Regions from separate parts of the Homo sapiens genome. Here region 2 is linked to region 1. Evidence: chromatin loops called from intact Hi-C (ENCODE). Cell type or tissue: dorsolateral prefrontal cortex. All regions are shown on one strand. Each heading gives the region's core, and the rest is flanking DNA. Links, peaks and the distances in the headings are about the cores only.

Region 1 (8,191 bases), core at 1-8,000:
CTTGGGTCTCCGTCTTCATTTCCAGCACAGGTACGTCAGGTCCTGGCTGCTGGGAATTGGTTTCTGCGCTGGCCACCGAGGAGGGGGTAGGGACTCTGTTATCAATGCTGGCTGCTGCCTGGGAAAGCTGTGAAAAAACCGAAAGCACTGACTTCAGTAAGCAAGGTAACATAAATGATCTTCAACTATGCTGCTCATGCAACCTACAATTTCCCATTAACATTTCTCAATACTGATCCAGCAGGTGCCCTTCTGTGAAACCGAAGAACAGGGGTTAAAGTAGGAATGAGTTCTAGAGGGAGGTAACAGCAGCCAGAGGTACAACTCAGGTCTTGCCACAAAGGCAGAGGAAACAGCAGAGCTTTTCAAACTTTGACATAAATTTATTTTCTCGAAGTTTTCTAGCTAAATCATGAAATCTCATATTTTGAAATTAATTCCCTTCAATATGGTGGTTAATGTGTATGGTAAAAGGCTGAATTATGAATGCCTAAGCACATCTGAAGGGAGGGAAATCAAGTGCCTACCCAAAGACAGTGTTACCCAGCCTGTGTGAACGGTAGGAACACGGGTGCTGGTGGAGTAAATGAACATTACACGAAGGAACCACTAAAAGAATTCCTAATTTGCAAATTCTTACTCAATGGAATTTTTTTTTTTTTGAGACGGAGTCTCACTCTGTCACCTAGGCTGGAGTACAATGGCGCAATCTCGGCTCGATACAATTTCTGCCTCCCAGGCTCAAGCGATTCTCCCGCCTCAGCCTCCCGAGTAGCTGGGAATACAGGCACCAGCCATCATGCCCGGCTAATTTTTATATTTTTGTAGAGACAAGGTTTCACAACTTTGGCCAGGCTGGTCTCGAACTCCTGAGCTCCGGTGATCCGCCTGCCTCAGCCTCCCAAAGTAGTGGGATTACAGGCGTGAACCACCGCGCCCAGCCTCAATGGAGTTTTAAGTAAACAAACAAAAGATGACAATGTCTCGCTCTGTTGCCCAGGCTGGAGTACAGTGGCGTGATCTTGGCTCACTGTAACCTGTACCTCCTAGGCTCAAGTGATCTTCCCACCTAAGCCTTCTGAGTGGCTGGGACTACAGGACTACAGGCACACACCACCATGCTTGTCTGGTTAAAAAAAATTTTTTTTTGCTGGAGACGAGGTCTCACTATGTTGCCCAGGATGGTCTTGAACTCATGGGCTCAAGTGATTCTCCCACCTTGGCCTCCCAAGGTGCTGAAATTATAGGTGTGAACCACCGCGCCTGGCCTGACACACAATTTTTATGGGAAAATTATCTTCTAAGAGTCTTGGCCCAAAAACAGCAGAGACAGAGAGGCTTACCGGTGTGCCAGGAGGCTGGGCGTGCACAGGCGTCGGCTGTTGCTGCGATGACTGAGGGGTAGCCACAGACGGGGGCTGAACTGGGGTTTGAGGCTGCGGGGTCACCTGGGCCTGGGCTGCTGCCTGGACTGTAGGGGTGCTCTGGGTTTGGGTAGCACTGGGCACTGAGCCAGGAGTCGGGGTGGGAGTCTGCCCGGAAGACGACACAGGAGTTGATGGCTGAGTGGGAGCTGCTGGCTGGGGAGGAGTCATCCCAGGTGGTGTCGTGTGCTGGAGAGATGGCATGCCAGCAGCCGTGGAAGCAGGAGGCGGTGTTGGGTGCAGTGGTGACTGTGTCACTGGAGGGCAAGGTAGCTGGCTGGCCTGAGGCCCCAGCATGTTGAGAGGGTTAGGAAGAGCAGCACCAGGCACCTGTCCCTACCAGAAATGGACAGAGTATGGTAAAATTATTTCCCCCGTTTGAAAATGTGATGAAACATTTGAAAAATTAAATGTATGAAAAAAAAATTTTTTTTTTTGAGACAGTTTCACTCTTGTCGCCCAGGCTGCAATGCAATGGTGCGATCTCGGCTCACTGCAGCCTCCGCCTCCTGGGTTCAAGCAATTCTCCTGTCTCAGCTTCTCGAGTAGCAGGGATTACAGGTGCCCGTCACCACGCCCAGCTAATTTTTCTGTTTTTAGTAGAGATCGGGTTTTGCCATGTTGTCCAGGCTGGTCTCAAACTCCTGACCTCAAGTGATCCTCCCGCCTCGGCCTTCCAAAGTGCTGGGATTACAGGCGTGAGCCACCGCGCCCAGCCAAATGTATGGGAATTTAATCACATTTTCTTGGGAGTGTTCTGCTTGTGAAAATTCATCGAGCTATACACTTGTAATGGGCACTCCTCAATAACGGTAAAACTACACACGTTTCTTATAGTCTGATTTATATAATTAAAACAACCATTGAAACTTATGGCTTAAACACACACATCTACAGCAGTCCCCTCATATCCACTCGGATACATTCCAAGACCCCCAGTCTTGGAACGCCTGAAACTGCGGATAGTACTGAACCCAATATTTACCAAGATTTTTGGATCTGACAACCAAGGTGGACACTCAGTGACTAAGAGGTGGGTAGTGTCTACAGTGTGGAAATGCTGGACAAATAAATGATTCACATCCCTGGGGGCACAGAGTGGGATGGTGACAGAATTCATCATGCAACTTGGAATGGCACTCAATTTAAAACTTTTTTTTTTTTTTTTTAAAAAAAAAAAGACAGAGTCTCGCTCTGTCACCCAGTCTGGAGTGCAATGGCATGATCTTGGCTCACTGCAACCTCCATCTCCCGGGTTCCAGTGATTCTCCTGCCTCAGCCTCCTCAGTAGCTGGGATTACAGGCGTGCAATACCATGCCTAGCTAATTAATTTAAAATTTATGAATTGTTTATTCCCAGAATTTCCCATTTAATATTTTTGGACCACAGTTGACCCCAGGTAACTGAAACCTCAGAAAGTGAAATGACAGATTGGGGGAGCTACTGTACATTGACCCAGCCTATAAGCTTCATGTTCTATAACATGTACCCAATGTTCTTTAACATTTTCTAAGCTTAGCTTAGAAAAAGGTATTTTTTTTTTAAGTTGCTTCTTCCCTGGGGACTATAAAATAAATAAATAAAAATAAGAATAAAAGTTATTGACCATAAATATATACATCCATAAGTACCCTTAACAATTAAAAATTTAAAAAAAAAATTCTCTCTGAAACACAAACACACACACACACACACACACACACACACACACACACGTTAGTTACTGAAAGAGAACTGTTTCAGTGCAGTGGTTCTATACTGGGGATACACTTCAGAATTATTTGTGAACATTTTAAAAATGATTCTGAATCACTGTTCTAGAGCAGGGGTTGGCAATCTCCCAGGGCAAACACACTGAGCTGCTTGTTTCTGTAAATAAAGCTTTATTGGCACACAGCCACCTCATTTATGTACCACAGCAGCTTCTGCACTACAAGAACAGAAGTGATGAAAACCAAGATTGAATGGCCTGCAAAGCTGAAAATATTTAGTATCTGGCCCTTTACACGAAGTTTGCTAATCCTTGTTCTAGAGAAATGAAATGTTATGGAAAGTTAAGAATAATCATTTAGTGAGGAAATCTAATATATAATAATGACTTATGCAGCATTATTTCACATTAAAAACTCAAAACAAGGCTGGGTACGGTAGCTTACTCCTGTAATCCCAGCACTTTGGGAGGCCGAGGTGGGTGGATCACCTGAGGTCAGGAGATCGAGATCAGCCTGGCCAACATGGTGAAATCCCGTCTCTACTAAAAATACAAAAAAAAAAAAAAAAAAAAAAATTAGCTGGGTGTGGTGGCGGGCATCTGTAACCCCAGGTACTTGGCAGGCTTAGGCAGGAGAATCGCTTGAACCCGGGAGGCGGAGGTTGCAGAGCCGAGATTGTACCACTGCACTCCAGTCTGGGCAACAAAACGAGACCCTGTCTTAAAACAGACAAACAAACAAAAAAAAACTTAAAACAAGAATTTTATCTTTTAGGGAGGATTTGGTGTGTTTTAAATACATGTATATTTTGTATACAGTAGCAATGATACGCACTACAACTAACAAAAGAGGAAAAAAGGAAGGAATAAATGGAAAATCAATTTCTTCAGCTCTAGATTGAGAAATTAAAAACATTTAACAAGAAGGGAACTATTGAAATGATTCTGTTAGCTTGATTTCACCTGGCAGTGGAGACAGGTCAAAAGAAACAAAAGCCAAATCATCAAGAGTGAATTCATGGGTCCTTCTCACTCGCTTTTTAAAATCCTAATGCCTCTCAGGGTCACGTTAAAGTTAGAATTTAAAATACACAAACAAAAAATAAGAAAACAAAAACTCAAAGATCAAAACACAAAAGCATACAAACCAAAAATTCTAAATCCATTCCCACTTTTGCATATAGTTAACCCAGAAAGGATAAGAGAAATTCCAAACGAGTTAAGGACTACAGGACAAAGGTGGAGAAAACAAAGAGAAGCTGATACAAAGACATGAAATGTGCATTCTGGAATTTTAATTTCCACGAAGGAAGACAGAAAAAAAAAACCAAAACTTAACACAAGAATTTTATTTCCTAGGGAGCCACGGTCCCAGTGGGGCACAGTACCTGTGACACGCCTGTTTGGGCTGGCGGCTGCCCCATGCCCACACTCATCGCCCCGCTGGATGACGGGAACTGGTTCTGTGGCAGAAACTGGCTCTGAGCGGGCGCCTGGGCCATCATGTTGTTGGTGTGTGCACCCATCATGTTCGGAGGCTGAGGCATTCGGGAAGGAGAAATGGCCATCTACGAGACAACAAGCACCACCAGAGCTGTAGTTCGGAAGCTGACGGCCAGAGTTTTCAAGGTGAGCCAGAATGATCCAAGGCTTCACAACCCCAGAGGATGGCAAGCACAGGGCTCACATCCTGCCCTTCCTCATGGGAAGAGACCACCACTTGCTAAGAACTCCCGCGCTCCTGGGCACCTTACACACTTTCTCAGGCAATCTCTCAAATGAGCCAGCTTCAAAATGTCCTCTGAATAGAAATCAATAGCAGGCTATAATTTAAAGTTTAAGACATGCCTATGAGTTCTCTAAAGTGTTTAGAAAGCAGCCTCGGAACAGCGAGCTCTCAGTCAACAGATGCTGACAATTCCCTGCTGGCCACATATCTGAGGCTGCCTTCTCCAGCCTTGGAACTCCCACATTCTCACAAAGCCACACATTCCTATGAATTTGTTATTCCAATAAAATAACTAACAGTCAAATAATTCTGTGTAGTAATAATTTTTTTAAAATGAGAGATGAAAGAAATAAAGCATAACCCAAATTCAAAGGAACAAGAACCACAGGATTCTCAAGTGACATGAATTCTGCTGCTTAGATAATGTTCCATGTGAGAGGGAGGGCTATCTGCAGCACAGCGAAAGAGAACACTTACCCCTGGCACTGAGCCCATGCTGTTCATCTGGACAGAGTGGTTCATTGGGGAGGCTGCACGAGGTCCCATGGGTGCTTGTGGCAACTGGACGTTCCCCAAGGACATGGGGTTAAATGAATTCATCCCTGTAAATGTACCCACAACGGTTCATTAGGAAAAGCACCCACAGGAAAACAGAATTACAACTTGCTAAATAAACTCTTAAGTAAAATAAGATGGAACGCACAGGCAACAGAAAACTGAAAAGAAATCACCCAATTAATCAATGAAGATGATGAAGGAACAGACTTCTCCATATCCAGAGAAAACGGCATCAATGTGGGGGTGGTGACGGTGGCATGGTGAGGGGTACCAGGGAAGGACGAGGACATGAAGGCATAAGGTTGGGTAAGACAGGAACAAGTGAGACATTAAACGAGGCTGTGGTAGAGCTGAGCCAGAGGGCACAGTACCAAAGTGTCATAGCAACAAAGAGGGTGAGGAGGTGCCCTGAAAGGACAGCACCCTCACAAGCTACAGAAGAGATGTTTCCAGAGACCAGGGCAAGCTTCTGTGCACACCCATACCTAATGCCTCTGGAGCAGCTGACGCCCATCATCCGAGGATTCCCAGCTCCTTGCTGGGTTTACATTCATTGTTAGAATCTGTGCTAAGTCTCCAAATGTTCTTTTAATTTTGCAAGCACCTTAAGCATTAAGAAGTGCCCAAGGGTCAGCCGTCCTCAACCTTAGCCTCCTGTAGTTTACAGGAACACCACATCACTGAAAGACACTTCACAGCCAGTAAGTGTCTCCAGACTGCGGTGTCTAGTTCCTTCCAATTTCCAATAATACTCTGTAAACTCTGAGTTCTAAAGAAGCACCAGTTCAAATTAGTCTTAGGACCAACACTAGAATCTGACAGAACCCTTTAGAGAATTTCTGGAAGGTGCTGCCTTAGCGCTGCTGTAGTCATGAGAAGGCTCAAAGGATGACTCACGGAGCACTACCTTCAATGGCTACCTAGAAATGGTACCCTCAAATAACGGAGTGCCGATGCAGACCAGGAAGACTTTCCAGGGAGTCTATAATGTAAGCTTCCCCACTCCTTGAGAATTTTTTTAAACAAAATGAAAAACAATTACTAAGGAACAGCACTTAAAGAAATCTGTATTTACCCAGATGTGCTGGTAGGGAGGTTGCTAAGTGCATAACTAGAAAACATCTATTCCAATATTCTGCTGGTAAACAGCAGGGGCATCATACCCCACACCAGCAGCATCTTCCTATCCAGGCTGAAGTCCTGGACCAATCCCCAACACAGCATCCAGCCACTTTCCCAAGGCTCAATTTCTCTGACTCCTTGATTTCTTTCTTTTTTTTTTTTGAGATGAGATTTCGCTCTTGTTGCCCAGGCTGGAGTGCAGTGGTGTGATCTCAACTCACTGCAGCCTCCGCCTCCTGGGTTCAAGCAATTCTCCTGCCTCAGCCTCCCGCGTAGCTGGGATTACAGGTGTGCACCACCATGCCTGGCTAAATTTTGTATTTTTAATAGAGACGGGGGTTTCACCATGTTGGCTAGGCTGGTCTCAAACTCCTGACCTCAAGTGATCCTCCTGCTTCGGCCTCCCAAAGTGCTGGGATTACAGGTGTGAGCCACTGTGCCCAGCCTGACTCCTTGATTTCTTTCAAAAATCAAAGCCTGAGCAAAGCCTCTTTCCTTAGAGTCTTCTGGATAATGTCACCACCTTGTTTCACAACCTGGAAAAATGTCCTCCTGCTTGGGTCTCAATGGTCAAGAGCTACAGGGTTTTCAAATGCTCCCTGCCCCAAAATAAAAATCACTGCTTCAACCAACCAAAAACCAGAGGCTCTCTACTTAAGAACCTTTCAAGGTTGTTGAGACAGCTGCTGACACCCCAACCTGGCACAGGACCTGTGTGTACACTCTCTCCAGAAGTTGACATCCAGCCAGCTGGGCTTAACCCCTAGGGCCAAGAGCAGCCCGTGCCGTCCCCATTTCAGCCTCTGCAAGTGCTCAGCAGTCTAGGACTGTCTTGCATGCTTCTCCTTCTCAGCATTCAGAAGCACTCCCTCCCCACATCTAGGGTGCTTCTTTCTCGGACTCTTCCTAAGAGTAACGTACCACACCCCCTTCACCATCCATTAAAAAAATAAAAAGCTGGCCGGGTGCAGTGGCTCATGCCTGTAATCCCAGCACTTTGGAAGGCCAAGGTGGGCAGATCACAAGTTCACGCGATTGAGACCATCCTGGCTAACATGGTGAAACCCCATCTCTACTAAAAAAAAAGATACAAAAAATTAGCTGGGCGTGGTGGCAGGTGCCTGTAGTCTCAGCTACTATGGAGGCTGAGGCAGGAGAATGGCATGAACCCGGGAGGCGGAGCTTGCAGTGAGCCCAGATCGTGCCACTGCACTCCAGCCTGGGCAACAAAGTAAGGCTCTGTCTCAAAAAAATAAAAGAAAAGAAAATAAAGTAAAATAAAAAGCTAAGGCCGGGTGCAGTGGCTCACTCCTGTAATCCCAGCACTTTGGGAGGCTGAGGTGGACGGATCACGGAGATCAAGACCATCCTGGCTAACACGGTGAAACCCCGTCTCTATTAAAAATACAAAAAATTAGCCACGCGTGGTGGTGGGCGCCTGTAGTCCCAGCTACTCAGGAGGCTGAGGCAGGAGAATGGTGTGAACCCAGGAGGCGGAGCTTGCAGTGAGCCAAGATGGAGCCACTGCACTCCAGCCTGGGCGACAGAGCGAGACTCCATCTCAAAAAAATAAAAATAAAATAAAATAAAATAGAAATAAATAAATAAATAAATAGCTAAATACTGCTTCTTATCTCTTGGAAGAT
Region 2 (9,673 bases), core at 767-8,766, 84 kb after region 1:
TAGCCAGGATGGTCTCGATCTCCTGACCTCATGATCCATGGGAGGCCTCAGCCTCCCAAAGTGCTGGGATTACAGGTGTGAGCCACCGTGCCCGGCCGATTACATTATTTAAAAGTTAAAATACAAGAAGTAAACTAGCTTTAACGCAAAATGAAATCAGTGATTTCTTAAAAGTGTTGAAGCTGCAGCAAATGATAATAAAGACATACACAGAAACTACAAAGAGTTAAAAATAAGAGCCTAAAAGTATTTGTAGTATATGAAAGGGGTAAATGTCAATCATACAGGAAGATGAGAAGCACAGTGACTCCCGACTATAAATGGACAAAAGACATAAGCAGGTCTTCACCCCAAAGGGAAATAAAACACTAAACAAAATAATCCGTCTTTCCTGATAAGGAAACAAATGGGAACTAAAACAACCCTTTTTCTGGTCCCTTTCAAAGTAACTTTTCTCTGAAGCGTGGTCTACACATGTCATCTCTACCCTCTCATTTCCCACGCACTCTAACCCACAACGGCCAGGCTATTCATGTATGTGCAAGGAAGAAGTATGTAGAAATATGTTCATCTTAGTATTATCTGTAGCATCCAAAAAAAAAAAAAAAGCACAAAAAATACCCAGAGGCAGTTTTTCCTAGTGGTTACAGACTCTATACTGGGGCTGCCCACACTGGACACCAGCTCTGCCTCCAGCTCCCTATTCATTAGTGATGTGACCTTGGTAGGTTACTCAGCCTTTCTTTGCCTCAGTTTCCTCATCTGGAAACTAGGGGTAACAATGGCCCCTACACCTCATAACGCTGTTGTGAGGACCAAATGAATAAGTAAGTGTAAAACACGACTGAGAACAAACAGTGCCTATGGGTGGTAAATGCTAAGTACTGTCTATTATTATTACTGCTATCCATAACAGGAGGTTTAATAAGCGGCTGTATAATACTTTAAAACATCAGGCCGGGTGCGGTGGCTCACGCCTGTAATCCCAGCACTTTGGGAGGCCAAGGTAGGCGGATCACGAGGTCAGGAGATTGAGACCATCCTGGCTAACACGGTGAAACCCTGTCTCTACTAAAAATATAAAAAATCAGCCAGGTGTGGTGGCAGGCACCTGTAGTCCCAGCTACTCTGGAGGCTGAGGCAGGAGAATGGCGTGAACCCAGGAGGCAGAGCTTGCAGTGAGCCAAGATTGCGCCACTGCACTCCAGCCTGGATGACAGCCTGGGAAACAGAGTGAGACTCCATCTCAAAAAAACAAACAAACAAAAAACACCATACATCGGCCAGGCACGGTAGCTCATGCCTGTAATCCCAGCACTTTGGGAGGCCAAGGCAGGCAGACGATCTGAGGTCAGGAGTTCAAGACCAGCCTGGCTAATATGGCGAAGCCCTATCTCTACTAAAAACACAAAAATGAGCTGGGCGTGGTGGCAGGCGCCTGTAATTGCAGCTACTCGAGAGGCTGAGGCAGGAGAGTCGCTTGAACCTGGGAGGTGGAAGTTGCAGTGAACTGAGATATCGCCATTGCACTCCAGCCTGGGCAACAAGAGCGAAACTCCGTCTCAAAAACAAACAAACAAACAAACAAACACACACACACACACACACACGAAAAAGAAAAGAAAATTAAAACCTTTTTTCTGCATGGTGGCAGACCCTAATGTCTGCTCACCCAATACCCCTGGCCCCATGCTGCTGGCAACACCCACATGATCTGAAGTGGCTGCCTGGGAGGTTCCTCTGAGGAACGTTCCCTGGCCACAGGAGGGAGAGTAACCAGATAAGCCCACCACCACGATCACGTTCCCCTTTGCAAGTGACACAATCTCAGCTAAGGGAATCTGAAGGTACACTGAACCAGGACCATTGTGGAAAAGGTGTTCCTTCCTCACAGCAATGGATGCTCAGAAAGAAATCTCCCTCCTCTTCTTCACCAGATCTCGTCATGGGCAGGTGACAATCACCCTGTAGCCAGGAGAGCAGACACCACTTGCATGCTAAGGATGGCTGTAGCCAAAAACATAAACACCTGGGGTGGGGAGATCATCTCTGAACTGCTGAGTGATGCAACCCTAGTACTTCCCCACCTTCAAACTTCATGTTATGTGAGAAAATACACTTACTATCACTTAAGCCATTTTAGCTGGAGTTTAACCTCACCCTAACCCTAACAGACCCATCATGTCTATGGAAGAAGTTCAAACACCTTCTCATGGCACGTGAGGCTATCTTCTTGGCCTTCCTTTACAGGACAACACCAGATGCCCCCTACTTTCCAGCCACAACACTGAGAGCTGGCACAGGCATTGGGAATCTTTCTTCTTGAATCTCTCATTCTAAAACTCACCTCAGTTCCCACTCAGATTAAACACAGCAACTATGAAGACTTTCTTTGGGCTGCCCCTGCAGAACAGACCAGTCCCTCTTGTCAGTCTAGAAAACCACGTCTAACACACACTTGTTATCTTCCCACCTGTCTGTAAGGAATGAGATGTGATTTAGGAGTGTGTACATGCATGTAACAGTTTTTGAAGAAAAACCGAGACTGAGAGTAAGTTGCAGACGAAATAACACTGTTCTCCTAAGTACTTCAGTACGTATCTCCTAACAACATCCTCTTACATAATCACAGTATGCATGTGCAACTCAGGAAATGTAACACTGATACAATACTGAATATACTGCCCTTACTCAAATTTTGCTGGTTGTCCCAATAATGATCTTTATCACACATCTGTCTCTTCAAAATGACATGTCCTATAGCCATGAGATTACAAGATCCAAGATCTAATTCAGGATCATGGTGCATTTAATTGTCATGTCTTTGTCACCTTGTTTAATCGAAAAAGGATCAAAGGTTCCCTGGCCTTTGTCTTTCGTAAGTGACATTTTATTCTTATTTGTTTATTAGACAGAGTCTTGCTCTGTTGCCCACGCTAGATGGAGTGCAGTGGCACGATCCAGGCTCACTGCAACCTTTGCCTCCCGGGTTCAAGCAATTCTCCAACCTCAGCCAGAATAGCTGGGATTACAGGCGTGCACCACCGCACCCGGCTAACGTTTGTATTTTTAGTAGAGACGGGGTTTCGCCACGTTGGCCAGGCTGGTTTCGAACTTCTGACCTCAGGTGATCCGCCCGCCTAAGCCTCCCAAAGTGCTAGGATTACAGGCGTGAGCCATTGCACCCGGCCATAACTGACATTTTTGAAGAATAGAGGCCAGTTGTTATTGTAGAAGGTCCTTCAATTTGGGGTACCTCCTCATGGTTACAGGGCATGTCATTTTGAAGAGAAAGGAATCTGATCCCGGATACAGCAGACAGTTCCATGAGGGCACAGGGCCTGTACCTGGTGAAATAGGTCTCAACATGCTTCTGAGGGTTCCAATCCATAGTTTTTACGCTATTTTGCTATCCTAAATTTGGAGATTCACTGAGGTGTCCAGACACAAACTGTACAATATTTATTAAATATGTATTAAAAAGTCCTCTCTATCATAACTACTGTTTTGTTTGTTGCCCTCCAGGCTTTGTCCACCTGCACACACAAATTTACTCGGTACTCCTTAATAAATATTTTTGTCCAACCCAAATGATAAACGTTTGAGGTGGTAGATATCCTAATTACTATGATTTGCTCATTATGCATTGCATGCATGTTACAAAATATTCTGTAACCCCTTAATATATACAATCACATGTCAACTACAAATAAAAGGAAAAAAGAAAATATGTACCCCCCCAAATAACAACATTTTATTTTTTATTTTATGTTTTAGAGATAGGGTCTTGCTCTGTCACCTCTGTGCAATGGCACAATCACAGCTCACTGTATCCTCAAACTCCTGGACTCAACCAATTCTCCCGCTTCAGCCCCCTATAGCTGGGACCACAGGTGTGCCCCACCACAAACAGCTCATTTTTTATTTTATTTTTAATTAATGAATTAATTAAATAATTATTTTGACAGGGTCTTGCTCCGGCACCCAGGCTGGAGTGCAGTGAAGTTGCAGGCTCAATGCAGCTTCCGCCCTGCACCAAAACACCCACCTGATTTTTGTACTGTTTTGGAGAGACAGGGTTTCGCCATGTTTCCCAGGCTTGCCAGCTAATTAAAAAAATTTTTTTTTGTAGAGATGGGGTCTTGCTATGTTGCCCAGGCTGGTCTCAAACTCCTGGCCTCAAGAAATACTCCTACTTCAGTCTCCCAAAGCACTGGGATTACAGGCATGAGCCACTGCAGCCCAAAATAACTACTTTTAAAAATGCAGTGTTCCTTAACTGATGAGCATGAAAATGAAACTTCATCTAAACCAGGAACTGGAGCCATTACCATTAGAGATCAGCTCTCCTTCCTTTCTGTCCAGGGCGAGGATGAAGAGACCGTGTCAAGCACTGTAACCCAGAAGCAAACAAGGGCCAAATATTTTATATTTAAGTTTGGAAAAATCTGCAAAAGGCGACCTAACTGGCTATTTTGAACATCCCTAAGCACTCTTCCTAGGAGAGGGAGGCCAGGCCACAGAAGAGCAGATAAACTCAGAGAGTACTTAGTGAAACCCAGGGCAGGGCTGGCCTCAGTGTAGAACAATGGGAACAGAACAGCTGGAAGCTGAGCACAGGAGTTGAAATCCTGCATCCTTAGGCAAACTGCTTCATCTCTGCATCTTCATACCCTCACCTGTAAAACAAGGGTACCAACGCCCCAGAGTTAAAAACTTCACCCATCATCCTGCCACTCTCAGAGCTATCAGTTTTCATTTATGGTTTATTCTAGTTCTTATCAAATTCACAGGCAAGTTTCAAAGTTGTAAGCAGGGCTTATGTCCTGGGCTAGTGTTTTTGTTTTTCACTGGTCTGCTACACTCTGACCACCGTGACCACTTTTTCATCCTATTTCAGTCCAAATACATATACCAGCTGTTTGGGTGAAGGCAGAGTTAGACAAATTCTTCTTCTGTAATTCACCATATGAATATGTGTAAAACCAAATATACAGGTGTGGCTTTTTAAAAGGCAAGATAGGGCGCACACGTAGTCGTACCATCACCCTTCTGTTTACCACTGTCACCACATTTCCATATTCCCTAGTTCAGCAAAACTGACAAAGGGGAGTGAAGGAGGCAGGCCAGGATATTGCAACACAACACAGCTTTGCTTTCTACACACCAAAGTGTCCCAACACATGGGTTAAGCAAGAGCAATCTGTATCATCGGAAGTTCCTAAGGTTCACGATTGACAGCGATCCAGTCCCAGGTAAGCCCTCTTCTCTCTGACCGTTACCAGGGGGCCCGGGAGAATGCAAAGAAAAGGAGACTGTGGGCACCCTGCACCCAGAGCATTTGCACCTCAAGGAAACTTCACCAGCCGATATCAAATAGCGAACACTGCCTGTCATACTTCCATAGCTAGGGAAAGGAATTTTCCCTTTTGCAGCTTCCTGGCTGCCAACCAGGAGGCTACCCCTTTCATTAAGCTGAAATGAGAGAAAAGAGAGGCTACACATTTCCCCATTTCTATCACACTCATACGAGGCTGGGAAGACCCAGTGAGGAATGAGGAAAATAGTAGGGACTTAGGAAGGAGAAAGTTACAGCCAAACTCAGCCAGCCTCAGGAAAGGCAACTGTTTACCAAGCAAGGTACAGAGGACATTCACTTCTATACTAGGAAACCCAAGCCGGTGGTCTGCATGCAGACTGTTAGGTGGGGATCACTCCTAAACACTGAAAGACAAATGGTACCTACATCTGTTCCAGGATCCATTCTTAATAATGATGATCAGAAATCAGCATTTCACCTTAAGCAAGGAATGAACTACTAGAATCAAACACCAGGTGGGTGGCTAAATCAATCTGTGCAGCCAATAACATTTGAAAACAGCCTCATCTGAAAAAAATTTCAAAGCCATCAGCCAAAGTATCCACAAAACACACCTTTCTTCAGGTTTTCTACAGCCTCCTCTTCCATAATACCTTATTTTCTTCTTTGAATTCCACTTGGAGCCCCAGATTATTTGTACTGACAGGACTGGTCTATCACACCTTCTCCTGGAAATAAGAACTCTTTTATGCTCCTACAGACACAATGCGTTAAAATTATGCTAACAATTTCACGTTATAACGTGCGTGGGGCTGTAAGCTCCCTGAAAGCAGGGATCCTGTCTTGCTTATCTACTCAGTGCCTAGCATAAAATGCTTCGTATGTACTAGGCACTCAATAAACCCACGTGCTGAATGAGTGCTCACATTATAGAGGATACACAGTATCAACAAGCTGCTTGTCTAGTCAAAGATATAAAGCAGTAATCTTAATGTTTACTACTACTTTCTGAAAACAGAAACAATAACGAATTCTCTAGAAATATTACACTGGGTCATCTTTCTCTTTAAGACTTTTTCCTATTGCCCTCTTTACCTTTTAGGGGACCACCCAAGTATATTTCACTCTTTGGCTACAAACTCAGCATCAATGAACCCCAACCCTAGAATTGATACACAGATTAAATGGCATAATGTAGGATGAGCAACAGTAGTGTAAGAAATAAGCATGTAAGAGTTCAGATGCTGTTTTGTGATGTGTTCATACTTCTCTGCTTTCCCTCCCACACATATTTTCTCTTCCTCACCCACTCCTAATTTCTCTCTCACATCCCTATTTCCTGTGAAAAAGGTCTCCTTTCTTTAGATTTTTTTTTCATGGTTTCTTTAGATTGTCTTTTGCATTACTTTTGTAATACTGTGACTATGTATTTGGTCTTCCACCCTGTCTCCTGGCATACAACTCCTAAAATCCTTGGAATCTCCAAAATAGAATTTTTATTTTTTATTTTTTTATTTTTATTTTTTTTTGGCTCTGTCGCCTAGGCTAGAGTGCAGTGGCACGATCTTGGCTCACTGCAGCCTCTACTTCCCGGATTCAAACAATTCTTCTGCCTCAGCCTCCCAAGTAGCTGGGATTACAGGCGCATACCACCACACCCGGCTAATTTTTTGTATTTTCAGCAGAGACGGGGTTTCACCATGTTGGCCAGAATGGTCTAGAACTCCCAACCTCAGGTGATCCATCCGCCTCGGCCTCACAAATTGCTGGGATTATAGGTGTGAGCCACCACACCCAACCAGTAATGTCTTTTCGTATGCTCACGAATTGACTGATGGCTGGCAGCTCCTAGGTAGCTTCGGACAGGAGCTGGTCACCAGGAAGACCAAGGCATGACTGATTAGAGGACTGGGACTTTCAGCCCATCCTTAATTTCCAGGGAAGGGAGAGATACTAAAGCTTAAGTTGATCACCAACGGCCAATGGTTTAATCAATCATGCCTATGTAATGAAGCCTCCATAAAAACTCACAAGTACAGGGTTCAGAGAGCTTCCAGATAGCTGAACACATGGAGGTTCCTGAAGAGTGGCACACCTGGACGGGGCAAAAAGGCTACATGGCCCTCTCACACGCCTTGCCCTATCACCTGATATTCAGTGGTATCCTTCATAATATCCTTTACAATAAAAAACCAGTAAACATGTTTCCTTGAGCTCTGTCAACCGCTCTAGTAAATTAATTGAACCCAAGGAGGGGCTTGTGGGAACCCCATTTATAGCCAGTCAGAAGCACAGGTAAAACAACTTGGGGCTTGCAAATGGTGGGGGGCGGGGGCAGTCTTGAGGACTGAGCCCTCAACCGTGGGATCTGACACCATCTGCCTGTCAGCTGGCGTCTGCTGCAGCACCGAGTGCCTACTCGGTGTGTGTGTGTGGCTGGGGGCATCTCCACAAATCTGGTCCCAGAGGTGTTCTGTGTCGACTGTTGACACTGAGTATAGGAATAAAGGAGTATAGGAGAAACCTGATTTTTCCCTACATCCTCAGACTTGTACTATAGCCCTGACTACTCAAATGCTTCTATTAAATCTTTCAAAAGCTAAACATTTTTATTCACCTATTTACCTACCCTCGAAAAACTTCCAAAAGGAATTTTTTTTAAGAGATGGGGTCTGTGTTGCCCAGGCTGGAGTGCAGTGGCCATTCACAAGTGTGATCATGGCTCACTGTAGCCTCAAACTCCTAAACTCCTGGACTCAAGCAATCCTCCTGCCTCAGCCTCCCAAGTAGCCAAGACTGCTGGCATGTGCCACTGTGGCTCCAAAAAGAATTTTTAATTTCTAAGTTAACGGACACAGGAAGAGGTAATGCACATGTTAATTGGCTCAATTTAGCCAATCCACAATGTATAGATATTTCAAAACATCATGTTGTATATGATAAATACATACAATTTTTATTTGTTAATTAAAACAAAATTTGAAGGAAAAAAACTACATACAAAAAACTTGATCCAGCAAGGGCAAAGCATCCTGGAAAAGTTCACTCCTAGAGATGAGGAATCTAGAGAGTGGTGGAAGGATTCACAGTGTTGTTATTATTATTGTTAAATGACCTGGAGGCCACACTACGCTCTCGGTGTGTTTACTGATCTATTACTAATTAGACACTACGGACACAGGAAGTGCAGTCTGGTGTAGTGAGAAGAGTACTCAACCAAGCCCTGGTTCAGATCACAGCTGTCACCACAGCTACTGCCTCCCTGTGTACCCCTCCTTAGCTCTAAAATGGAAGGACAGCTGGGTGCAGTGGCTCATGCCTGTAATCCCAGCACTTTGGGAGGCAGACAGGTGGGTCACCTATGGTCAGGAGTTCGAAACCAGCCTAGCCAACATGGTGAAACCCTGTCTCTACTAAAAATACTGAAAATTACAAAAAATTAGCTGGGCGTGGTGGCAGGTGCCTATAACCCCAGCTACTCGGGAAGCTGAGGCAGGAGAATCACTGGGAGGTTGCAGTGAGCCGAGATCGCGCCATTGCACTCCAGCCTGGGCAACAAGGGCAAAACTCTGTCCCAAAAAAATAAATAAATAAAATAAAATAAAGGACAGTAGCACCTGCTTCGCAGGATCGTTGATGAAAGAATTAAACCATACAGCATTTAGCACTGAGCTTGGCATGCAGTAAGGACTCAAAAAATATTAGTCATTACTATCACTGTCCCAATCCCATCTCCCAAGGCACCTATGAGGGCTGAACCAGCCAAAGCCTTTAAGAACCTGGCACTCCAGGGTTGGTACAGAGCAGGCGCTCAACAGCCGCCACTTATCAATGGTAGTGACTTGCTAATAAACTCATCCCTGCTGATCTGTGGCAATTCTAGTAGAATTAAAGGTTACTTTGCTTTGAAAGTTCTTGGGGATTATGCAAATAAATATAATGGAACAACTCTCTATACCAAAAAAAAAAAAAAAAAAGAAAGAGAAAAGCTGTTTTATTAATATTTATGCCATCGTAAGTAATTTTTATCTAGGCATTTAAACAAGTTCCCAAAAGACATCTAACTTTTTTTTTTTTTTTTACAATGACTATTAGGAAATAATTAAAGCAACCTCCTTCTAAAATCTTCCGTAATTCAGGCTTCTTTTATGCAGACACACCAATCCCTAATTAGAACAGAACAATGAGGTTGTACTTCATTCTGAACAGTGATCTTATCTTGAGTAAGTCTTGCCCCTCCTCAGAATCACTGATCTGCTGAAGAGCCAGAGAGCTCGGCCGGCAGCCCCCACCCTCTCCTCCCCAGGAGAAGGAAGCGAGTCACTGCTCAGGGGCCCTCACTCGGTGCAGGAC

The links. Peaks named below come from ENCODE experiments on the same cell type or tissue, not always from the same donor. Only the 100,000 strongest peaks of a DNase experiment are listed, where the experiment ranks them.
Region 2: it touches region 1 in a loop (2.5-fold over the local background); 5 of 110 quality-filtered maps call a loop at or near these places.

The regions. Positions count from the first base shown.
Region 1 is chr16:3,769,227-3,777,417 of GRCh38, forward strand. It overlaps CREBBP (CREB binding lysine acetyltransferase), which reads right to left. Exons shown (of 31, transcript NM_004380.3): 12 at 5,343-5,467; 13 at 4,525-4,704; 14 at 1,344-1,760; 15 at 1-127. Among named protein-coding and RNA genes, the nearest start is that of TRAP1, 56 kb to the left of the region's middle. In dorsolateral prefrontal cortex, for the core only: a CTCF peak has its summit at 3,253; DNase peaks (open chromatin) are centred at 3,295, 4,609 and 5,375; H3K4me3 peaks cover 940 bases; H3K27ac peaks cover 3,591 bases.
Region 2 is chr16:3,852,374-3,862,046 of GRCh38, forward strand. All of the region lies in intron 1 of CREBBP (CREB binding lysine acetyltransferase), which reads right to left. Among named protein-coding and RNA genes, the nearest start is that of CREBBP, 24 kb to the right of the region's middle. RefSeq lists a silencer at 7,514-7,698. In dorsolateral prefrontal cortex, for the core only: no CTCF peak of the experiment used is centred there; no DNase peak of the experiment used is centred there; H3K27ac peaks cover 4,539 bases.